3 separate regions of the Homo sapiens genome follow, and all the other regions are linked to region 2. A link is a loop called in an ENCODE intact Hi-C map of the cell type or tissue named here. Cell type or tissue: heart right ventricle. All regions are shown on one strand.

Region 1 (8,000 bases), 110 kb before region 2:
AGCTTCTCTTGGTACGCTACGATCTATTACAAAAGCCAAACATTCAGGGGGCGAGCTGAAATGACAAAATTTGGCTATAATTTATGTTGGCCCCTGACATATATATTTTTTTAATGGTTTGGTCTCTAAGCAACTGATCTCTTAGCAACAAGAAGCACCTTTATAAAAGATGGCACACGAAGAGTGATTGCCAGAAAAGCCACCTGGTTCTTAAACAGCCGCGCATCATTAGCAAAACTCACCATCTTCAAGAGTCCAAAAACTAGAAGTGACCAGCAGACCCAGGTAACCTTGATATTTGCACATTTTCCTGGGGAAAAAAAAAAAAAAAAAAAAAACTCATGCAACTATTGAAGAGAACAAAATTCTTTGAAATATGTTCATTTTTGAGGTCTTATTAGTTGGTCTTGACTAACTTTTAATAATAGTATGTATTCTTTTAAATAACTGCTTTTTGATTTTTTTAAAAAAACGTGATATTTGTGATCAGAAAACAGTTCACTTGAAATATTTCATTGGCATGAGAATGGAAGGAGGGGAACAATCTATCTGTTTCAGAATTTATTTCTGTAGGTTTTCATTTGATGGGAAAAAAATCCACATCATGGCAAAAATAGGAGTATACAGAATGTCACCCAAGTGGTGTGCACTATTAGGGAAATACGCGTATTTATTTTCTAATTTATTTTCATACTGCTTAAATATTTAAAGAGTAGCAAAATAATTTTACTTTCAAACTTTAGCTTTTTAATCCAATGTCAATTCCAGTAGAAAGTGATAGTCTTTTGTTGCAAGTGTTCAAGGACTGGTTTTTTCATTTGCTTTCATTGCCGTAAGAAAAGATTCGTTCCAAAACTAAAAATAGGAAAAATTACAGGCATCTGTACCTTGTTTGCTTTTTTCAGGTACCCAGGGATTGAAGACTTAAATGTCTTTCCAGAAAATTGGAATTAGAAATGAGAATTGTTACTTCATCTGTACTCCTTCAATAAAGATTGCGTAATTATAAACCCACTTGGGGCACTCAAAGGGCATAAAAAAGGAGATATTTTATGGGGATGAAATAAAAATCCTCCTAATTGAGCTTGGAAACAGTGTTACACAGAGATACTGCAGATCTAAGAAAACAGACTAGAAAATTGCAGTTTCAATAAAGACAAGTTGAAATAGTGACACATAGTTTTATTTTTTATAAGAACTGCTTGTACCACTTTCTCTCTTTTTCTTTCTTTATTTCTTTTTTCTTTCTTTCTCTTTCTCTCTCTCTCTTTTTTTTTGTGCCCTTTCAGAGGTGCAAATACCTCTTTAAATTGAACTGTATGCTGACATTCTCTTGGAACCAGAAAATGGGATGCTTTGTCTGAATACAAAGCTTGGTAATGGGTCAGGGCATTCAAAACCAACACAATCCCACAAATTTTGGGACTTACAGTTGCTCCTCTAAGCAAAGGCACCTCAATAGCACATTATGATTACGTTTGATTTTAAAAGCTGCTTATGACTTGTATTTCTGTTACTGCTACCGACTTCAGGCAGGAAGAATTCATTTTTGTGGAGACTTTGCTTGAAGTTAGAAAGTTGGGTGTTTTAGATTGAATTGCAGAAATTTTTTAAAGCAATGCACTATGAAATCACAGAGAAGCATATAGGTTTGTCCTTCAGAACTAAAATTGTATGTACTTGCAGTGTGGTAATTACTGTAGAAATGGTTTGTGGCTTTAAAGTTAAGGAACTTGCATAAATAATTACAAGATGTAACTTGTGTTTGCTATGTCTGGATATGTTTTCAGTTTTAACTGTACTGTAGTTTCCTAAAATATGAAGGGTAGTTAACATGAAAGCAAAGGTATGGTAACATTTATATTGCAAGTGGCAGCTAAGTTTTTGCAGTGGTTCTTTGGGACTTTGCAAATCGAGTCACTGTGTCTTTCGAGTTCATGTGTTCTGAGTTTTATCTATACATGAGGAAACAAGGGGGTCAGTGGGCCTGTAGAGCTTGTCATTTTGGCTGGCATAATGAGCCATCTGACGAAGATGGACAAACTCCTGCAAGATGTGAGATAGACTATGAAATACTCTGATTAGACTGGCTGCTATAGACTAAGCCAAATCATTCTGCTGTGTTAGGATTAGTTATTTCTGAGACACGCACTTACATTCACACACATGCCTGCATATAAATGGTCTCAATATAAATCTGGAAATCAAAACAAGCCTCTCTATCAGTGAGAGCTTCCTAGGAAAAAGGATAGTTTTAATTTTGTGAAGGACAGTTTCCATCATAATCTTCATTTAGCGTCTAAAAGTCCTAGACAAACTTGACGGCCCTTTTCCTTCAAACCTCAGGCTGGAATCTGGTGTGGGGCTGGCCGGGGGGACACAGCAGCTAGCAGGCACACTGTCAAGCAGTCCTGCTGTAGGGGCGATCTATGTTACAAATGAATCCATTTACTTTGGACACTTTACTACCTGAACGGAAACAATCAGGCAGGAACTTGTTCAATAACTACATGGTTGGCCTTTCAGCAGAATTTTTGAACTCTTATAAATAAACCATACTTGGGATAATTTAGTCTTTCTCTGGTGAGAAGGAAACAAGAAAAAAAAATGTGAGCAGTCACTCTTGAGTTAGGTGCTTGACGAGGACTGGGCAATTTACAACGTGCAGTTTTGCTTAACCTTTACAGCAACTGTCCAGAAGTCTCCGTGTCCCCATTTCACACATGCCTAAGCCAGATCCAGCAGTTTGCCAGATGTTACCTAAACAGTAAATGGCAAAGTTGGGATTTCAACCCAGGACAGTCTGACTCCCAAGCCTGTGCATTTTCCTTGTGTCAGAATGGCACAAGTAGCAATTTAAAACTGACACTAAATAATCCCTCTGGTCTTAGTAAAGCAAAAGCTCTGAGTAGGGCTGGAGGTGAAGATTTAGGCATCTTTTCACAGAAGAGACTCCTTAACCACTGGTTCTGTTGGGTGGAGTGACTCAGGTCCTGTGTTTTCAAGGCTGCCATTGGCTATGAGCCAGAGGTGGGTGCTCATTTAGGCTGTGGCCGTGGTGGCCACAGGCCATGGCACCATTTCTTGCCATGATGCACATCCCAAGTGAAGTGGGGTAGGACTCTTTGAGGTTCCCTTTCTGTGTGAACAGTTCTGAGAACAGGGCTTCCTGGATGTCCCCTCCCACCCTGACACGGGCCACAACAGTTAGGGACTGCACAAGCAGAGTGGAAGCCAAACCACAAGCGGAGCGGAAGCCAAATCCAGAATGGGCCAAGTGACATGTCACCAAGTTAAGGTGAAGGAGGGAGAGCCCAGGTGTGGCTGGGGCAGGCCTGAGAGTGGGGGTGAGATGACAATAGAGAAAGCAGAGCTTTCTCCCCAGCGTTGCAGGATTTCGGTATGCTGTCCCCTCTGGCTTATGGTGTTGCCCCTTCTTTCTTCTTCAAATACCCCTGACAAAGGGATCAATCTTAGAGAGTTTATTAAAAAAAAATCTTCTTCTAAATAGTATTTGGGCAGGAGATGATGTATACAGGAGCGAGGGCCAGGGAGGCTGTAGCCAGTCCTAGAATAAACACTCTGTGCATCTCTATTTCTTGTGATCCTTCCATCACTCAGACACCTGGAGCATCGTGCCTAAAGCCAGACAGTTCATGTAGGTGGGATTTAAACTCAAGTCTTTTGGCTAGAAACACTGTGGCTCTTTCATACAACTGGGAAATATGATGGTATTTGTAGGCAGATACAGATTCTGAGGTGGTCTGCCTTGCATTTGGCATGACCATCAAGTGAATACGAAGAGAGCTCTTCACCTGTTACACTTCAGTTCATCCTCAGAGGAGGGAATAACGCTCCCAAGAGGCATAAGAGGCAACCTCCCATTTCTTTTTCCATTCCCTCCCCACTCAGGGATATCTATGGGTAATTCCTCTAGTCATGAGTCAGAGGGCTGATGGGCAGCTCAGGAAGTCTGAAAAGAATGCCCAGTAATAGGTTCAATTTTTGTACAAAAATCGGTAATAATCCTTGTGCAAGTAATCTTCATGCCTCTACTTCCCTAGGGTCCTTGTCTCCAAACAGACATGTTCACCCTGCTTGAGTTCTTGCCTGGTGTGTGGTACTATTGATGTATATGGCTGGCACATTGACACCACACACCTGCCGTGGACAGCACGTGCCCAGTCCCACTCTCTACCTGGTGCAAAGGAAGTCTCCTTTTATCTGGCAATTCTGGGTAGAAGAAGAGGGCCACTTATGTCTTTTGTGTGTGTGTGTGTGTGTGTGTGACAAAATTTCACTCTGTGGCCCAGGCTGGAGTGCAATGGCATGATCTTGGCTTACTGCAACCTCCGTCTCTCGGGTTCAAGCAATTCTCCAGCCTCAGCCTCCCAAGTAGCAGGGATTACAGGCGCCTGCCACCATGCCCGGCTAATTTTTTGTATTTTTAATAGAGATGGGGTTTTGCTATGTTGGCCAGGCTATTCTCAAATTCCTGACCTCAGGTGATCCACCCACCTTGGCCTCCCAAAGTGCTGGGATTACAGGCATGAGCCATTGCAGCCGGCTGTCATTTTTTAAAAAGCATAGCATTCTTACTCTGGGAACTGACTTAGAGGTTGCTTAGTTTGGACTTCTCGGAGGTGAGGGGCCTGAGTTGAAGTGATTTTCCCAAGGGCTGTGCAGCTAGGCAAAGGTGGGATAGAGCTCAGTTCTCTTGACTCCCATTCCAGTGCTCTTTCCTCTGTACCATAATAGTTGCTATTCCTAAGAAGAGGGTGAGAGTAGACTATTACCCTTATTTTACAGATAGAAAAACTAAAGGCATAGTTAGATTAGGGATAACTGCCACTCCAAAACTATGAAAGTTATTAAATCTATGAGAGTGATTTAACTAACTGCTTCCCTGGATTAAAAATTTTTATTTTGCCTGCTGAATATAAACATGTAAGGTTCAGTGTTAAAATGAACACATCAGAGTGTCCAAACACTATTCTGCCTATTGATCATATAGTTTCTCTCCTGTATAAAAAGTGAGGAAGGGGGTCGGGTGTGGTGGCTCATGCTTGTAATCCCAGCATTTTGGGAGGCCGAGGTGGGTGGATCAGGAGGTCCAGAGTTCGAGACCAGCCTGGCCAACATGGTGAAACCCTGTCTCTACAAAAATTAGCTGGGTGTGGTAACGTGCACCTGTAGTCCCAGCTACTCAGGAGGCTGAGGCAGGAGAACTGCTTGAAACCAGAAGGGCGGAGGTTGCAGTGAGCCGAGATCATGCCACTGCACTCTAGCCTGGGCGAAAGAGTGAAACTCCATCTCAAAAAAAAAAGTGAGGAAAGAAATGGAAAAATGGTCCCTCCCATTATGAAGCCTGTTGTCCTAACCGAGTATGCATTTATGGAATCCCTGAAAAAGACGAATCAGTGTATATCTGCATATCTGTCTATCTCAACTGTCACAGCCAAACTCCACACCAAAAATCATAACCAGGGGCATTGTAAGCAGTGGTCCTTGTGGATTTTTCTCCTGCTGGGCCAGTTTTTTCCCCTATAATAATTACAAACTTCATACATGAGTTTGGTACTACTCTAGAGGAGGCTCTAGCAAAACTACCCTGCTGTAGAGGAGCAATTATAGGAACTCTGCAATTCTGATGACAGTTCTAAAAACATAATGTGAAGGTACGAACTCATTAATATACAGTTCTCTGTGCCAGGTTCTGTGCTAAGACCTTCATGTAGCTTTTCTTATTTAGTGTTCACTACCTATGATGTCGATATTCTGAGCACCATTTTCCAGATGAGGAAGCTCAAACTCTTCTGCCAATGAGGCCAACACCATAGAGTGGTGTTTGTTTATAAAATGTATATTTTATTGCACTCAAACGATGTACCTGGCACTGGTCTAGATGCTGGTGCTATAAAGTTAAATAAGACATGATCCTTGTCTTGAAGAAGCTCATAGCCTAATGAAGCTCATTTCCAGTTACATTTGAGAACTTCTGCTCTTTGGGGCTAGTCTAATAGCACACAAGAGATTTACTCAGGAACACGTATCTTGAAGGTTGGGAAGGGTTGGAGAAGAAATACGAGGATAGGAAAAGATATGGCTGAGGTTAAAACTGAAGGGAAAAATCGAAGATGGACAGAAAGTTGGCACTCACGGTGTGTAGAATACAATGGGCACAAGCATGGATGAGAGAGTGCTGGGTTGTGCAAAAGTGTCAGCCAGCCTGGTGTTTCTCTCTTGGATGAAGGAGTTCCACACTGAGGCACAATATAAACAATGAACTTGGTGATATAGGACAATAGTAGAAAATCCTAAAAACCAAGCAAAGGAGTTTGGATGTAGTGAACAGATAACGAAGAACTGGTACAAAATCTGCTGATGCAAACACTGCTGGCTTTTTAATATCACCAGATTGTGAACACCTATTATGTAAAAAGTGCCAGAGGAAAAGATTTTTGTCAAAGTAACATTGACCCTGATGGGGGGATAATATGAACTAGAAGATCAGTCTTTGGAAATCCTTGGACTAATCAATCAAAGAGTGGCAGTAGCCACAGAGGATACAGCCTGACCTCAGACTAATTCAGAGAAAACAATGGGCTTGACTCAGTGAGTAGATATGGGAGAAGAGAAGAAGGAAAGAAAACCAAAAGGATGGTGGGATCCCTAGAACTAAAGAGAAGTCTAAGGCTTAGCTACCTGGTTAGGTAGAACTGTGGTGGAGCTAGTTTGTCAACAAGGTTTAGATCTTGTAAATTGTCCACCCAAGTGAGAGTATTCCTTGGAGATGTTAAATATGTCACCCAAACTATAAATCAAGACACGTTGGGTCTCAGAAAAGATGTACTCTTCTGAGAGTACAGGAAGACAGGGGAACGATCTGGAAAACATCATTTGGATGCTAAACTATTAGAAATTTCAAGGTGTTATAATTTTTTATGGGTACATTAGGGTTAACTGGGTAGTCAGAACTTTAGGTGACTCGCAGGCCTGGTTAGAGGGGTATTGCTCCCACAGGTGCTTGAAAGAGCATCTCTAAGAATGAGAGAGGGACAGAACAGAAGATCTGGAGACCACAGACTGTATGACCTGGGTGATTAAGAAGAGGGCGATAAAAAAGAATCAGGACAGAGTATGAATAAGAAGTGAACAGAGATGTGAGAAGAGAACCAGAAACAAACTGAGCCACGTGGTTCCAAGGAGACGTTCTCTGCAAAGGCAGCAGAGAAGTAAAAAAAAAAAATGCTTAGACTTGCACATAGTTCATCAGACAGGGTGAGAGGGAGGCCACTGATACCCTCAGAAAGCAATTTGGGAGGAACAGGAACCTAGGAAACCAGACTGGGTGGCAGTTGTTGTGGGGGTGGAATCCCAGAGCCTAGTCAGGCCTCAAGACCCACAGGGCCACGTGCTGAATGAACACAAGACAGTCGGTCTAAAGACTTGGGCCTCAGCAGAAACCCATTTTGGAATCTGTCTGCCTGTGTAGCCTGGGGATAGTCAGCTTGCGGTGGGAGGAAAGAGCATGAACTCTAGAGTCAGACGGATGGATTTTGGTCTTTCCTCAGAAAGAAACCAACTGTTGAGACCCTGTCAAAGAGATTTAATCTCTACTTCTTCATCTTTAAAATGGAGCTACTTCTACTTATCTCACACAGTGGTTTCCTTTTTTAATTTTAAAGACTCAAATGAGATAAGATGCCTATAAAATATGGGGGAGGTGTTCAGTAAATACCAATTTCCCTAGAACAGTGGCTGGTTATACTGTGTTACTTGGAGTATGAGATTTCTTCAGCAACTTCTAGAAGCTGTTTTTAGGGTGAAGGGGTTCCAGGTAGGGATAGGGATACTGATTGGAGGAGCTCCAGCTACCCACATCCCAGTTTTACCAGAGCACCGGGATCCCCCAAAAGCTTTTGCTTAAGGCGGTAGGGGAGGAAGCAGAGACCAAACTACTGGGACTAGTAATGAATTCAGCAAGGTTTCAGTTCAGG
Region 2 (8,000 bases):
TAAGAAGATGCTCAGTGAGAAATGGGGAACATTCAATAGGACCCAGGATTAGCTTGAAGGAACTTCCATGGGCCACTGAAGGGACTCTTCTACATCTGGGACAATTTGAGCATCAATTATAATAATGTATTCTATTTCACTGAATAAAATAGGAATCCCTGAGAGCACACTGATAGAAAAATGCCAACTAGGCGGGGTGCCATGGCTCACACCTGTAATCCCAGCAGTTTGGGAGGCTGAGGCACACGGATCCCTTGAGGTCAGGAGTTCAAGACCACCCTGGCCAACATGGTGAAACCCTGTCCCCATTAAAAATACAAAAAAATTAGCCATGCGTGGTGGCGCATGTCTGTAATCCCAGCTAACCGGGTAGCTGAGGCAGGAGAGTCGCTTGAATCTGGGAGGCAGAGGTTACAGTGAGCTGAGATTGCACCACTGCACTCCAGCCTGGGCGACAGTGAGAATGAGACTCTGTCTAAAAAAAAAAAAAAAAACAAAAAAAGCCAACTAATAAATATAGAAGGGATGATAGAATTAGAAAATCATCAGTGGTTGCCAAAACTAGTTTGATAAGGGTGAAAGGTTGATGAGAAACAGAATATTTACAGTCTCAATGCATCTCCCCTCAAATTACTTATTACTTACAAAAGAGAAAATGGTAACATGGTGGAGAAATTTGGCAGACACTCCCTGTTCCATTTGCTTTGTCTACATAACAAATTACCCCCAAACTCAGCACCGTTAAACAGCCATTTATTATGCTTGTGGATTCTAGAGATCAGGAATTTGTATAGAGAACATCAAGGATGGCTTGTCTCCGCTCCATGATGTCAGGGGCCTTAGTTGAAAAACTCAAAGGCTAAACGCTGGAATCATCTGAAGACTCCTTTACCCACATGACAGCACTGGGTGTTGTGTGTGGCCGAGAACCCCAGTCCTTCCCCAGGTGGCTGGTTTGGGCTTCCTGACAGGATGGTGGCTACCTGGATTCACCACTGTGCAGTTAGTATTTTTCACTTTGTAATTGATAAATAGCTTGTAGGGAGATGGTTTGAGATTAGATGAATATCCTATCTCTTGATCATGCTTTTGGCCACTACTTTCAGCATTGCTGCAAACTCTTTTTTAAAAGGCCAATTTATTTCATAGACATGTACATTTTTTTCAAAAAGTCCAAACTCTAAACAGTGTAATTCTTGAAAGCACAGAATCCTTTAGTTTGGCTCACAAGCTTGATCTTTGAAAAAGCCCTCTGTTTTTCCAACTTGCTGGTCTTTGCTAATCAGATAGGGGTTTAAAAAAAGATATTTCATTATACTTTTAAGGGTCTATTATTATAGACTGAGCTCGAGCATCTTTTCATGTTTGAATCATTTGTATTTCATTTTCTGATAACTGTTCTTATCATTTGTCTATTTCATACTTACTTACAGAAGTTTTTAAAATATATTAAAGAAAGTAATTATAGAATAGAGAAATATATTCAGGAAAATAGCCCTTTATCAGTTACACAAGTTGCAAGCATCCTTGTCAATTTTGTGTTTGCCTTTTATCTTTTCATTTTGATTTAGTGTTACTTTTAACACAAAATTTTTTGTTGTTTCTGTTTTGTCGAATTTACTAATTTGTGTGTGGGCGTGGTTTCTTAGAAGAGCCTTCCCCATTCTGATATTATTAGTTAAATCTCCCATTTTTATATACTACTTGTATGATTTCCTTTTCATGTTTATATATTTAATCTACCTAAAATTTATTTTGGTGTAAGACCTGAGATCCAGCTTTTTTTTAATAAGATGATCCACTTGTCTCAATATCATTAAATGAATAGTCCGCATTTTCCCTAAGGGTGTAGTTTATATCGTATACTAAATTCCCATATGTATTTGGTTTGACTTTCTAGTCTGTATTATTGATTTAATCATGCATTTGTACCACATTGTTCTAATTACTATAGATTTATAATATGTTTCAATATCTGGTAGGATGTTTCCCTCCTCGTTACTCTTTTTTTTCTCACAATTTTTCTGTCCAAGAATATGCTTGCTTGTTTGTCCATGTGAACTTTAGATTCAGTTGACATGCCTAAAAACTTCTGGACTAATTTAAGGAGACTTGACATCTTCATGATATTGAATCTTCCCAAGTATGAACGTTCAAACAGTAGACCTTTCCATTGCTTAAGGCTTCTTTTGTGTCTCCTTTCTTTGCGTAGCTTAAAAGAGCATTTTAATATGTTTTTCACAAGAGCTGACCACTGTGTCTTCTTGCCCTGTCCTGTAAGAGCCAGCCCCCATTTGTTGCCATTTCTGGACATTTTTTTTTTACAATAAAGCAACATGGATGTGGAGTTTTAGGATGAGTATACTAAAGTTTCATTAAAATATAGTAATGTGGGCTAGACACAGTGGCTCACGCCTGTAATCCCAGCACTTTGGGAGGCTGAGCCAGGCGGATTACCTGAGGTCAGCAGTTCGCAACCAGCCTGGCCAACGTGGTGAAACTCCATCTATACTAAAAATACAAAAAATCAGCCAGGCATGGTATCAGGTGCCTGTAATTCCAGCTACATGGGAGGCTGAGGCAGGAGAATCGCTTTAACTCAGCAGGCGGAGATTGCAGTGAGCCGAGATTGTGCCATTGCACTCCAACCTAAGCAACAAGAGCAAAACTTCGTCTCAAAAAAAAAAAAAAGTAGCAATGTGCTATTGCACCTACACTTTCAAATTTCAAGTAGAAAACAATACTTCTGGTGATGCTGAGAAACTCAATACCATTCCTCAGAGAGCCGTGGCCATCAGCAGACAAATTTATTTGGGGGGTATTTTATCTGTTTCATCGCTATTACAAATGGATTCTTTTCTCCAATCTTGTCTTCTGCCTGATTGCTATTTATATATAGTTAAATGGGTTTATAGGTTCTCTAAGCATATTACTTAATGGGAGGAAGAGAATTTAATTTCTTTCTTATAACAATCACCAACCATAATGGTAGAAAATGAATCTCAGGCTACATACCAAAAAGAACTTCAGGCAGTTCTTTTTTCTTTTCTTGATAGAATGAAATATTAATAGAACATTCAGCAAATTGGCTTTTAGACTGTACATATAACTATTCAATAAGTAAATCTTAGAAAAAATAAAAACAGCTTCCACTTGTATTAACTGTATCAGCCCCAGTTAATACTAGTGATGAGATAGAGAGATAGAGGGGTGAGATATGGAAGAAGATTTTGCAGTACTTGTCAAAAGTTATAACCATACATCCACTTGGGGTGTGGCCTTTGCAATCGTTGCACTGCCTTAAAAAAACTCTTTTTTTGGCCAGGCACAGTGCCTCACACCTGTAATCTCAGCACTTTGGACGGCCATGCTGTGTGGCAGACCCCAGCAGCCCACAGCAGTGAAAAGTGCTCTCCATGCTAAGGTAGTGCCCAGCACAAGCCATGTAGACTCCAGCCTCAGCCAGCTCTGGACTCTAGGCTGACCATCACCACCCCGGTTTAACGGGACAATTAATAGCCTGCTTTCCGCCAGAGACAGAAGTGGAAAATCAACTACGGAGTTTTAACATTCTTTAATTATGGACACGACCAGCTTCAGGAAACCACTGATTTCATAATGGCCTCCTCCCAGTGAAGCAGCTGTTGGGCACATAATCCTGGGCACAAGGCACTCAGGGCACCGCGTTGGCTTCTTCACAGAATGGCCACTGGGGGTGCTTCCTGACTCCATAGGAGGGGCTAGAGCATGCCCCTCCACACTCAGTAAGCAAAGATGGATCCTCCTCAAATGTCGCATTTGCCACAAGAACCCTCCAAAGCTAGCATGCTTTTAAAAATTAATCAACTTTTTCTTCAAGAGCGGCCCCTTTTTAAAAGAGATCTATTGATGTACAACATTTGTAAAGTGATTTGCAATTTTCGGTCTCCCTTGCCCTCTCCTTATCCAGTCTTAAAATAACTTCAAGAGGGAGGTGTTATGCTAATCCTTAGTTTACAGGTGAGAAAGCTGAGATCAAGGAGGTTCAAAGGCTTGCCTGAGGTTCCACAGCTGGGAGACAGAAACGTCTATAATTGGCTGTGGCCCCTGGGGGTGGCCAACTACAGGGTGGCTGCTGCTATCTGGGTAGCACAGGGGAAAATAACAAAGTAAAATTGTCTGCTTCTGTTCACACAGCTTAAAAAAACCTCTGTCCATCTTCCAATGGTTGATAAAGCAACCTGCAGAGCAAGGCTTTGCTTCTGTTTTGTGTGGAAATCTAGGTAGGAGGAAAGAGACAAACGGTGTAGTGTCCCAAACCTCAGGAAAAGGCAGAAATAAACTCCATGAAACCACAGGAGAGAAGCTGAGACAGATTGACAGAACTCCGAAAGAGAAACTGCCAGAACCCAATGAGTCATGAGCTCTTAAACGGAAAATCAGGCTGCATAGTGCCTGCTTAGATAAAAGAGATAATTAGATCTTTTGTTTGTATATTTATCCTAAATGGCTTCTCCACTCTTTGACGATATCTTTGCTAAGATTTCCACTGTTTTATATAATGAAGTTTTATGGGATTTTTTTTTTTTCAAAGAGGAATCTATTTTTATAGAGCTGGAATATTGTGAGGCTAATTTTGTATCTCAAAAAAGCAGGCTCTCTGCAGGGGAGGCAAGTGAGTCTCTGTCGCCACCTAGTGGACATTGCTAAATGGGAGCCAGCGGAGAAGGCTCCCCATAGGCACTTGGAGCCCCCAGTCACATTGCACCAAGGACAGACATGTGACAGCCACTGAGGGGCCAAAGCAGTCTTAGCAGGCCAACCCACAATTGCGTGTCATTTCTGATTAGAAGCACATCTCATTTAAAAGATCTTCAAACATTGCTTTTAGCATTTGTACCTAGAGTGAAGCATCACAGATTAAGACCAGGTGTGGTCTCAGCTGGTCCATGTGTCCTGATCCCTGTCTGTTCTCCAACATTATTTTCATATATTCCCCTTAACCACAGTCCTGCTTTGTTGACTTCAACATTCAATCCAGTATATGGACCATTTGAGCTGACCATATTCTAGGTCCCAACCTGAAACTGGTTCTTTCTTCTGGCTTTCCAACCCTGCCTTCACCTATGACATGCCACCATGCTACTTCTCCAGCTACTAAGGCCTGTCATCTAGGCCTGTCTAGAAAGCCAAAAAAATATTTTTCACCCCTTTTCCTCCTGGAGCCACGCCCTGACCTTTATGGCCTGAATTCTGGATTCGTTCATTTATTCGACACGTTTTGACTGGACACCGACTGCTGTTATTTGCAGCTGCAGCATTGTAGAGAGAAGAGGCCAGTATGGCCAGTGGAATCAGGAGAGGACATCTTTACAGATGGCTTTAAATAGGCAGCCCAGGTGGAGAAGAAGAAATAGTTTCGTTGCTGGGCTTGAGCAGCATGATCTCTTTCCAGTTCAATCCACCATGCCTCCTCAACCTGACTTCTCTCCTTTATTCCTTGACTCAAAATCCTTCAAAGTTCCCTCCTGCATCCATGCAGCTCATCCAAGGAGTCTGCATTATCCTGTGCTCAGAGATACAAACAGGGGTGGGATTCAGTTCCTGACCTTAAATTGCTCAGCATGAGGAAGACAGACCAGCAGACCCAGGGTGTGGAGACAGCTGCCTAAGGCTGGGCTAATGAGTGTCTGGGGAGCCAGAGAGGGTGAGACCAATTCTGCTGGGCAGCAGGGAGAGGCTGGCCAGGGGAGGTTCCCAAGAGAAGGTGACATTCATACTGGATGCTGAAAGATGGATAGAAGTTTATCAGCAAGAGGAGGGGGAAGGAAATGTGAAGCAGAGAGCATTCTGGGCAGAGGGAATGGCAAATGAAAAAGCACAGAGTTATGGAAGAGTTAGGGGTCAGGGACATTGGTCCTTCTGCACACCCAGGAAAGGAGGTGCACAGCTAGGGCAATAATGACCCAGATTCCAACCACAACACTGGATGTGATGGCCATATGTTCATCCCCACCATGTGGGTTTAACATTCCTGAGGTTCCCTGAGGCAACAAGAACTAATAATGAGGTTTCAAATGAATACAATCCCATGCAGTCACTTTGAGTCTCATTTCCCCTGCCGCTGCACTGATCTGGCTGGGGTTGTCTGGGCCCAGCCATTGTCATCATCTCCGACTCTGGAAGCAAGGCTCATATCTACAAGTCACTGTGTGGACCGAACAGTGTGAGTTGTGGGACTGAGGCATTGATTTCCCAGCTGTGGCATTGGCAGATGATGGCTTAGATGAGTTTTCATCTTGCTCACTTTCAACTTGCTCTCAGTTACAGAGAGCTGCCTCACCGAAAGATATGTCCCCTTCCAATAGATAACCCCTTCCCATAGACAATCCACATCTAATAGATGGGTAGATGCAGGGGGCAAGGCCTGGACCCCTGGTTTTCGTACAGCAAAACTCTGAGGGACCATCCTAGATCCAGACCCCCAGTGGGATTGGCTGAAACCTTTGTCACATTTGCATCACGGCCCAACTCTGTCTTCCCAATGTTGATCCCAAGGGCATACTCCAGTCAAACTTCCACACACAAATCTGTCTCAGAGTCTGCTTTTCAGGGAATGATTCACAACAGATAGCTTAAGAAGCCTGGTTCCCATTCAAACAAGATCCTACAGGATGGACATAGACCCAGAGACCTCACTCAGAGGAAACTGAAAAACAATTCTGCTTCCCCCAGTTTAGCCCTCGCTCAGTTAAAATCTACTAGGAAATAGATTTCTTTTCCCCTAGAGGTTTGGGAAATTTGTTTGGGAAATTAAAATTGCTTTTTCACAAGCAAGACAACTAAGGGAATTGAGAGCTCCCCCGGGGGTGAGCCGAGATGAAGGCCCTCCTGTGAGGAGATATTGCCAATATACTTAAGAGCAAGAATTTCTATAAATAGCCCCTCGGAATAAAGGAGATGGTATTGCCAGTAACTGCTCTATGACTTCACTTGAAAGCCTCAACAGCAAAGTGATACATATTATAGACAAAAGAGCCAGTCAAACTCGTGTCCGCCCAGCCGGCTCAGTGCCATGGGAGGGCATCCACTCAGCTGCCAGTCCCCGAGGGCAGGGGCCAGGAGCCCAGCTGGTTCCTTTGGGCTCCACTGTAAATGTGGAATTCTAGATAGACTTTTAGTGTCTCTCACAGTCTAGGTGTTTCTCTGGGTGGGGAGTGCTCCTCAAGTCTCTGCTTTTGCAAATTGACTTCAAATGGAATTTAGAAACTTGCTCCCATCCCTACACCACTTTTATCTCCTCCCTAATCCATCTTCTCAGCCCCCACACCATATCCCTGCCCCCCTCTGAAGGGTGGGTCCTCAGAGGTCTATCAGGGAGAACACATGTGCCCTCTGGTCCACTTGATCAGCTGAGACATCTTACCCAGGGCTTACCTGTCAGCTGAGATGAACCTGGCAATGTCACTTCAGAGGCACCAGCAAGGTGTGTCTGAGAGCGAGTGCTGGGGGAGACCTCCAGCCATCTCACCAAGCACCTCTTTTACTCCATGGGAAAAGGAGGTCCAGGGAAGTGAGGTGATCAGAGCCCAGACTGGATTCCTAGGCCAGTGCCCTTGGCACCGGACACTCTGTCGAGCTGCTTTCATCGCATATTATTTGATCACATATTTAGTCAATCACCTTAGTGAATAAATGTTAAGCCCCTAGCATGGACAAGCACAGAGGTAGGTTCACTACAAAGAATTGGGAAAGTCTTGGTGGTGCATGGTGTGACGCCAGAGGCAGGCACACCTAGGAGGATATGGTGGCACACTCTGGAGAAGCACCCAGTGTCTGCAGGAGGCCTTAGCTCCAAGAAATGATGGGTGAAGACTCAGAAAGGCCAGACGAAGGGCCAGGGACAAGTGTCTCTACCTTACAACTTGGCCAGGGGCAGGCCTGACATTCACTCAGCCTCCAGTGTCTAAGAGCAGAGAGTGGGCACTGCTTCCCAGGACCGGCTACATAATTTGCAGGGT
Region 3 (8,000 bases), 220 kb before region 2:
GCCCTCCTGCCCCTGAGCCTGCCCTCATCATGCCCATTGCCGAGGCCTCAGGACTGAATCACATTTTTGGAGTCTTCCCAGGATAAGCCAATAGGCATCATTATTCTACAGCGATGCTCATGTATAATTATAATTATTATCCTATATGAACGATCCATTGCTGCTGTGTAATTCCAATGGTAATTACTGGCCTTCTGAGGATTGAGCTGGCTTGGACGGTGTGTGCCCGTTTTCTCTGAAGCTGCCCTCTGGAACACAAGCAGGTAGGCACTGCCAAGTGTCAGAGGTGCTCGACAATTTTTCCCTCTCCACTGGCCCTTACTTCAATTGCTAATGAGAATAAGAGTGGAGGTGACCAAAGGAGTAATTGCTGTCTGGAAGAATTTTCTACCATTTCTTCTCGTCCAGGGCCAGTCCAAGTGAGTTTGGGTAGCAGAGCCAAGAGGTTGAAAATAAGATGGTGCAGTGGAGTCTCCGGCTGAAAACAACCTCCCTCTGCCCTCAGCAGTGGCTTTGACGGGTGGCTGAGAGCCAGGCCTTCGTAGGAGCCTCCTGAGTAGTTTCTTACCCTCTGTCTTTGAGCTCCCACCACAGCATGTGCCAGCTTTCTTCAGGTGGATCTGCCCTGACCCCGGCTCCCCAGGACTGGTGCTCAGAGCCCTTCAGAATCTTCCCCTTTGTGCCCCAGCCTCCTGCCAGGCCCTGCACCAGCCCCTGATTCTTACTGCTCCCTGGGCACATCTCGTGCCTTGGTGCTTCTGGGCCTTTTCTCCAGTGGTGATGGCCTGCTCATAACAGGGCAAAGGAAGCTCCTCCGAGATGCCAGCCATATCTTCATAGTTATCCTGTAGCCCCTGAAGAGGAGACCCTTTGACCTGAGTGCCGGCCACAGGGAGGCCAGGATGCTGCCTTTCCACTCAAGCAGTTTGAGCTATTCCTCTAGCCAAGAAATGCCTTACCAGGGGCCAACATCAGTTCATTGATTTTCAACCAAACACAGATTCGCTGGGCAGGAGGAGGCAATAGAGGGCAAGGCAGGAGCTGAGCCTCGAAAGAGCATGCACCAGCACCAGCTGTCACACGGCCCACAGAATGCCCCTCCCAGGGCTGTGGGCTCCTGCTCCTTCCACCTCCCATCTGCAGCAGAAGGGTGCGAGTCAGTTCCCAGGAGACGGCTTCTCCAGTTTGAAATAAACATCTGTCAAGGTGGGACCAAGAAGTATACCCTTGGTATCCCGGAACGCAATGGCTTCTAGGTAAGAGTTAAACCGGCCTTAAACTGTGCAGAGATGAAACACCTTACCCCTGCTGCACACAGTTTTAGTCGACCCAAATGCAATCATGGAGATAAATAACAGGGAAATTAATTAGAAGAGTTGCCAAAAATACCCATTTTTCCTCTTTTTCCATTTGCTCCTTTTTCTCCTTTTGGGCCCTGAGGACCAGGCTGTCCATCCAATCCGTTGTGTCCTGGCAACCCGCCGGCTCCCGGAGGTCCTGCATCAAAACACAGAAACAGGGACATTAACCAAAAAAAAAAAAAAAATTATTCACTGAAGTTACTGTCATTTCCTTTACCAGTGAAACTGAGCAGGCATCAATTCCTTTTCCACATCCTTTCCCACTTCTTTCCTTCCTTCTCTGGCTGAAGCAGTGCCAAGTGGGGGGATGGTGATGGCAGAGCCTCAGGTGAGGGGCACAAAGAAGGAGACACACAGCCAGGACTGCCTCCAGGCTCTTGCCCTCCCCGCATCTGTCCCAACAGGGAGATCCTAGGGTCTGGCCACCCACAGCCTCCCCTTGAACTAGAAAATCCATGGGCTCTTACCTGGTGGTCCAGAAGGTCCTACAACGGAAAAAAAATTTAGTTGAGAAACCAGCACCGAACCCAGAAAACAAAGAGCACCCCCGACCTTCAAATCTCCTAATTATCTACTGACCCTAAGCAATGGATTTGACACCTTGTATTTAGAACTCGTTATATTTGGCCAAAAGACCCTTTAAAGCAATTCAACAAAGACCCATTTGCCAATCAAACCACTTTTGCTTGTTTCAATGAACCAAGATTAATTTCTGAGCTGTCCTCACTCTAGATTGATAAATTAGTCATCTCTCAAGCAGTCAACCTAATAAACGGAGGGCCAGTAACAATGCTGGTGGCCATGAGTGCAGCCCTAGCATGGGGGTTAGCAAATGATGGTGCTGTCATTGTGGGGCTGAGATTTGGCCGTCCCAGGAGTTCTCCAAGTGCTGTAATCTAGCTAGCTTGTCTCATCTGAGCCACTGGGGGGAGTCGGGAGTGAAAGCTGGCTGGCTAGATTTCTCTTTTGTTACATGAAATAGCCTGAGAAAAATTGAGAGCCCAGATCAGGTAACAAATACCTTCCTTAGCATGTAATTACTCAAGGATCTAAGGGGTTCACATGAATTTTGCTCCCACAAATAGGGGTGTCTTATTGTCGACTATTCTATTTGAGTACTCAGACAAGCTAATGAGGTTGTAACATGAGCACTTGAGTTCCTTTTGTTTCTTTTCTTTTCTTTTTTTTTTTTTTGGAGACAGAGTCTTGCTCTGTCACCCAGGCTGGAGTGCAGTGGCACCATCTCGGCTCACTGCAAGCTCCGCCTCCTGGGTTCATGCCATTCTCCTGCCTCAGCCTCCCGAGTAGCTGGGACTACAGGCACCCGCCACCACGCCCGGCTAATTTTTTTTTTTTTATGTATTTTTAGTAGAGACAGGGTTTCACTGTGTTAGCCAAGATAGCCTCGATCTCCTGAACTCGTGATCTGCCCGCCTCTTTAGACCACATATAATGATTACCAATATTGGAATGGTGAGGTCTTTCCATAAATCTAAGCCTGTGACCATTCACAAAACAAGCATTGCTAAGCAGTTATTATGTGCATCAAACTCCACCAAGAAATCTTGGTGCCTGTATCCTGTTGTGTTCACAGTCTACGTGGGAAAGATGGACTCTTTGAAACCATAATGCAGTATGAGAGAGCTACAGTGAAGTCTCCACTCCCATACCCCTGACAAGGGGTACTGGGGAAGTGTGGGCATGCAGTGGTCTGAGAAGGCATCTCAAGAAGATGATCCTGGAGCCACGACATTGAAGAAACGGGGCTTAAGATGGCAGCAGATGAGGTCTGGCATTCCATGAAGGGGCCACCAGGAGTAAAGGTACAGAGGTGGGGACTTATAAGATTCAGGGTGGGAGGAAGTTAGAGGACTGGCCAAGTGTGTAGAGATGAGGCTGAAGAAGGACCTGGGTATGGTGGGTGGCAGAAGCACTTGAATGTCAAACCAGGAGGTGTAGATGGTATCTGTGAGGCAGGAGGGAGCCATGGGAGGTTCTTAGGCAGGGGGATGATGCTGTGAAAGCAGTGTGGGTTTGATAGCCTCTTTGTCGTTGGTAGATGGATAGAACTAGGTGCAACAAGACGAGAGAGACAGTGACACAGAGACAGGAAGAGAGACATGGAGGATGGGCATTGCAGAAAAAAAAAAAACCCTAGGGGATCTTTGTAGCTGTCAACTCAGTGACAAGCTTGTGGATAAATGAGCTGACTGTAGAATTGTAGAGAAAGCTAGACATTCAAGAGGTATTTCAGCAGAATGAGCAAGAATCCACATCTGATTGGGTAGGAGGCAAAGGAGGAGGACATTCAGATAACAGGGGGCCTGCAATACAGATGGATAGAGGCTATTTTGACAGGCGTGGGGACTTTTGGGAGAAATAGGTGTTTGAGGATATGCTTTCAATACATAACAGTCCTACTCTGGGCAAAAATGGCTGGCTAAAATGGTACCACATTCTCTAGGGTCAGTACAGCCTGTGTCTCCATGACTTTACCACCAGATGGCGAACACGTACTGGGAAGGGGGTGAGGTGGCCAGTTAACAGAGGTCAGAGGAAATCAATTAATCATCGTTCGCGACGACAGAGGGAGCCAAATTCGGATATAGAGACTGGTGGAAAGAATAATTTGACTGTAAGACACAAGACTTGCCTGTACACAGTAGGTTTCAAAAGTTCTCACGACAGTCTGATAACCACGTCCATGCATCAGTACTGTTGGTGAGAGCTCCCGGCTGAAGCTGTATATTCAGGACACGTTAGCCGTGGCCAAGGCTCTCACTGTGGTGATTAGATTAGGGTGTCCTGCAAGAGTTCCACTGATGCCCTATGGATAGAGTTCCTCTCATATGAATCCACAGAATCGCCTGCAATGCCTAGTAAATGCAGATACCCAGGCCCCATCTGGGGTTCCTAATTCAGTTTGGATTTAGAGTGAGGCCCAATAATCTGCATTTTTATCCGAGCATCATAGATGACTGGAATGGAGGTGGTCATGGGCCCTCTGATGTGGTGTGAAAATTTTCTGGGAAAAGAATCAGTCACCATCAGCAGATCCTTAGAGGGGTTCTTGATCCTAAAAAGGTCCAGAGCTGCTAGTCTTAAGGCAAGAGTAAAAAGTCTAGGCTAGAATTGGGGATGGAAGAGCGGGAGGGCCACACCCCACCTGGGGAGAGGCAAGTGAGAGAAGAGGCACCAGGAAAGAGAGAGTTGTCAGAAGACACTTGGAGGAGGAAATCCAGCAGGTCTAATTCCCCGCAGCTAGATGAGGAGAGAATTTCAGAAGAGAAAGGAAGACAGCCCCAGAGAGCTCAGCAGTCCGGGCAGACATAAAATGTGCTGAGGCATAGGGAGTTATGGTGATGGCGGGATGTCCTCCGTCCTCTCAGAATGCCAGCCTGGCTCTCCAGGGGCCTGACATCTGGAAGAGCTCCCACATGTGTCAAATAATGTCAAATGCCATGATGTGTGCCAACTGGGTGTTTAGAAAACTGTTTCTCAGCTCCTGACCCTTCTCCCTTTCTTGAATAGCACATCCTCAAGGAATATGTGCAGACATCCATGATCATGCTAATAGTGCATGCAGGGCTGGTGTCCTGGGCCTACCACCCATGCAGGTGCATAGGGTTTCACCTCACAAGGGGGCTTCAGGTGTGGGCTTAATGCTCTGCAGTCGCCGTCTAGAAATTCCCAGTGATCTTGTCTTTGAATTTGTGTAAGTGAAGTCCAATGGGTCAATAAAGTATGCACAGGGGGCTTGGTGGGGTCCCAACTCCCACCACCTTCCTAGGAACTGCCACCTGCTCCCTTGCCCCATGATGTGTCCTCTGTACTCCTTGCCCCATCAGTAACTTCTGCCACCTTCCACTCTGGTAGGGGCTGGGGCACAAGTGCAGGAAAGGTGGGGCTGAGTGGTGCCCTGCGTGCCTGAGTCACAGGGAAGGATCCCTGGTGCCTGTGAGGGTCTGTACTTGCCCCATAAGTATTCTATGCTTCATGGAGTATGACATTAGGTAGCAGATAAAAACTCACACCAAAACAGGTCAAGACTGTGGAAGAAAGAAGAAAGCCTTTTTCCTGCTTCTTTTGGACAAGAAACCCTGCATTTTCATTTTGCACTGGGCCCTGCAAATTATGTAGCTCATGCTAACTGTACCCATCCCACACTCCTAACCAGAATCGATTAAAATTGGGTGGATGCTTGATAAGAGCTGAGCCACTTAGATATTTTTTCCCTTGAAATCTAAAATTGGCTCACAATGCCCCAGTTATGTAAACTTGAGGTCTGTGATGGCCATGAACACCAAAAACAAATCAGTCTGCAGAGAGAAGTGCCAGTTCCAGTCAATTAGTGCTGGCTTTCTGGAACAGCAGAAAAGAATGCTATGAGGCTGTGCTCAGCAGCATTGATCCGTGATTGATATTTGCCTAGGCATAGAATAAGAGACTAGAGACACGTATCATAACTGGATTAGGGTCACTTGGCTGCAAGGAGAATGTGTAGTGCTTCTGCCCCAATACGCAGTTCAGTAACATGATGATTTAGATATTTTCTAACAGATACACACGAAGAGGATGCAGTGAGTGAAGAATAACCCAATAACATGGCTTCTTCAAGATGCCTGCTCTCCCAGAAGATATGCTTCTGGGTCCCCAAGGAAATCTGGGCTCCAGAGTAAGATGCATTCAGAAAAGCATGTGTTGTTTGACAAACTCTGTACTAGCAGAATAACTAATTACTCTAGCTAGGGGATTACCCTCACGATCCAACTGAGATGTTAAAGGTTGCACAGAATCACATAGCATCTGTCCTGACTGCCGTAGCAGCAACAGCTGGGCAAGGAAGAGGAATGGGAGCCAGGTTACCTGGTCACAGCTGGACTAGCCTCAAGTTATGAGTGCCTGCTTTTTCAAAGATGAATCCAGTGGGAAGCTAAACCTTGTTCCCAGTCCCCAAGCCCAGGTTCTGCTCTGGCACATCTTCCTGCCAGGCATCCTCTTAGGGCTCGAGACCAATGCTCTGTGTCCACCCTCTGAAGCTACCCAGTTCATTCCTGGGTCCTGTCACTCACCTTGCTGCCCACTACCCTGCCCCCAATCCAGGCCTCGTGGTCTATCCCAAAGGATCCTCTCACTTTGCAACTTGTACTTTTCACATCTAATTTTAATTGAAGAACTTTCTGTGCAAAAGGAGGCCCAATTTCAAGCTGGCATGAAAGGAGAAGGTGCTGTCTTTTGAAAAGCACTTCAAAGTGCTAAAGAAAAACCTACTCAACCCACTTCCAGTGCAGACGTCGTTCCCCACTCTCTGCCAATCTCTCCTAAGTGGTCTCAATAGCTCCGTCCCATGCATTCACTGTACAGCCTGGCTCTCAGGTCTATATTAAAAAAATCAAAAAGGAAGAGGCTTTTCCTGTGCCTCTCAACAGGCTTTTGTGCCTGTAATTCCATCCATCCATTTCTCTAGCACTCATTACTGTCGCATGTAACTCTGAAAAAGGACTTCAAGAGATGGAAGAAAGATGCTTAAGCTACAAGAGTTTCAGAGTAAAGGACCAAGCTGTTCTGAAGATCTTTAATTTTCAGTGAGGGCCGGAATATGACTTGAGTTATTCAATTAGCATTTCCCAAGAAGTCACAGAATTATAGTTTTTCTCTCTGAGGCCAAAATAAGTGAAAGAGAGTCAGACTTGGATGTGGGGTTCCTGAGGGGAGTTTCTTTCTTACCATCTCACCTCCATTCACATACCCATATACTCACAGGTTTATTCACTCAGCAAACTCACATTGCACTCCTAATGCAAGGCAGGTAATGAGAGGGAGGTGGGGGAAATATTGGGGAAAAAGGCTAGGCTTCCTACAACCTGATGCAAACTGTGCAGGGTTCCTTAACCCTGAGAAGCTCTAGCCCGGCCTCCCCAGAGACTGGGACCATCAACTGAGAGATCCAGCAAAAGCTTCAGGTGGCTTCAAGGTCTCATGGTAATGTTTTAAAGTCAGAGGGGACTGCTCTAGCACTCCGCAACATCTAGTTTGGGCCACCACACCTGGCCAATCTGGCCAATAAGTACTTCTGATAAAAGAACTGTATTAATTAGCAAGGTCTTTTCCCTTCCTTTCTTTCCCCTTTTAAAAACTAATGGGAATAAGAAAATAATCTGTGGCTCTGGTTCAAGGTACCACACGTTTCTAATTACCCAAGTCCTAGTTATTTTCCATGGCTATATTTCTATGGCAATACTGAAAATATTATTTTTCATAATCATATTACAATGGGTTTTCAGCTCATTAAAAACATCTGGTAAAAGTAAACCAACATGTATTTTTATAACAAAGTGTCCCTAGGCGTTCATTCTGCCACGGGCCTTCAGCGGCACAAGTCCTTGTTGTGTGAGCGGCTCTGCTCAGCGGCCAGCCTACCTGTGAGGCAGATGCCCTTGGTGCTGTTGCACAGGTCCACCATCACTCGGATCTGCAGGGGAGAGAGGGTCATCAGAGCAGACAGTGGGCAGCAGGCCCTGGGCTCATCCTTTATTCAGACGAGCAGAAAGCAATCATAAAAAGTCACCAAGTAACTTTAGGAGAACCCGCGGAAGTTCAAGGAAAACGCAGTGATGTCCCACCTAGTGATGCTGCAGT

Evidence for each region. Hi-C counts contacts between places; a loop is a spot of excess contacts. Peaks named below come from ENCODE experiments on the same cell type or tissue, not always from the same donor. Only the 100,000 strongest peaks of a DNase experiment are listed, where the experiment ranks them.
Region 1: a loop joins it to region 2, with 3 times the contacts of the local background. A loop is called at or near these places in 24 of 110 quality-filtered maps.
Region 3: a loop joins it to region 2, with 15 times the contacts of the local background. A loop is called at or near these places in 75 of 110 quality-filtered maps.

What each region holds. Positions count from the first base shown.
Region 1 is chr15:51,270,293-51,278,292 of GRCh38, reverse strand. All of the region lies in intron 1 of CYP19A1 (cytochrome P450 family 19 subfamily A member 1), which reads left to right. MIR4713HG (MIR4713 host gene) reads right to left here. Exons shown (of 3, transcript NR_146310.1): 2 at 243-310. Among named protein-coding and RNA genes, the nearest start is that of MIR4713, 32 kb to the right of the region's middle. In heart right ventricle, no CTCF peak of the experiment used is centred here; no DNase peak of the experiment used is centred here; H3K27me3 peaks cover 3,435 bases.
Region 2 is chr15:51,159,718-51,167,717 of GRCh38, reverse strand. The region is part of intron 1 of MIR4713HG (MIR4713 host gene); the gene reads right to left. Among named protein-coding and RNA genes, the nearest start is that of TNFAIP8L3, 69 kb to the right of the region's middle. In heart right ventricle, CTCF peaks have their summits at 4,472 and 4,673 (motif pointing left); a DNase peak (open chromatin) is centred at 4,697; H3K4me3 peaks cover 441 bases; H3K27ac peaks cover 696 bases.
Region 3 is chr15:51,377,282-51,385,281 of GRCh38, reverse strand. GLDN (gliomedin) reads right to left here. Exons shown (of 10, transcript NM_181789.4): 2 at 7,782-7,833; 3 at 1,829-1,846; 4 at 1,390-1,497. Among named protein-coding and RNA genes, the nearest start is that of GLDN, 40 kb to the right of the region's middle. In heart right ventricle, CTCF peaks have their summits at 2,301 (motif pointing right) and 3,893 (motif pointing right); a DNase peak (open chromatin) is centred at 3,931; H3K4me3 peaks cover 364 bases.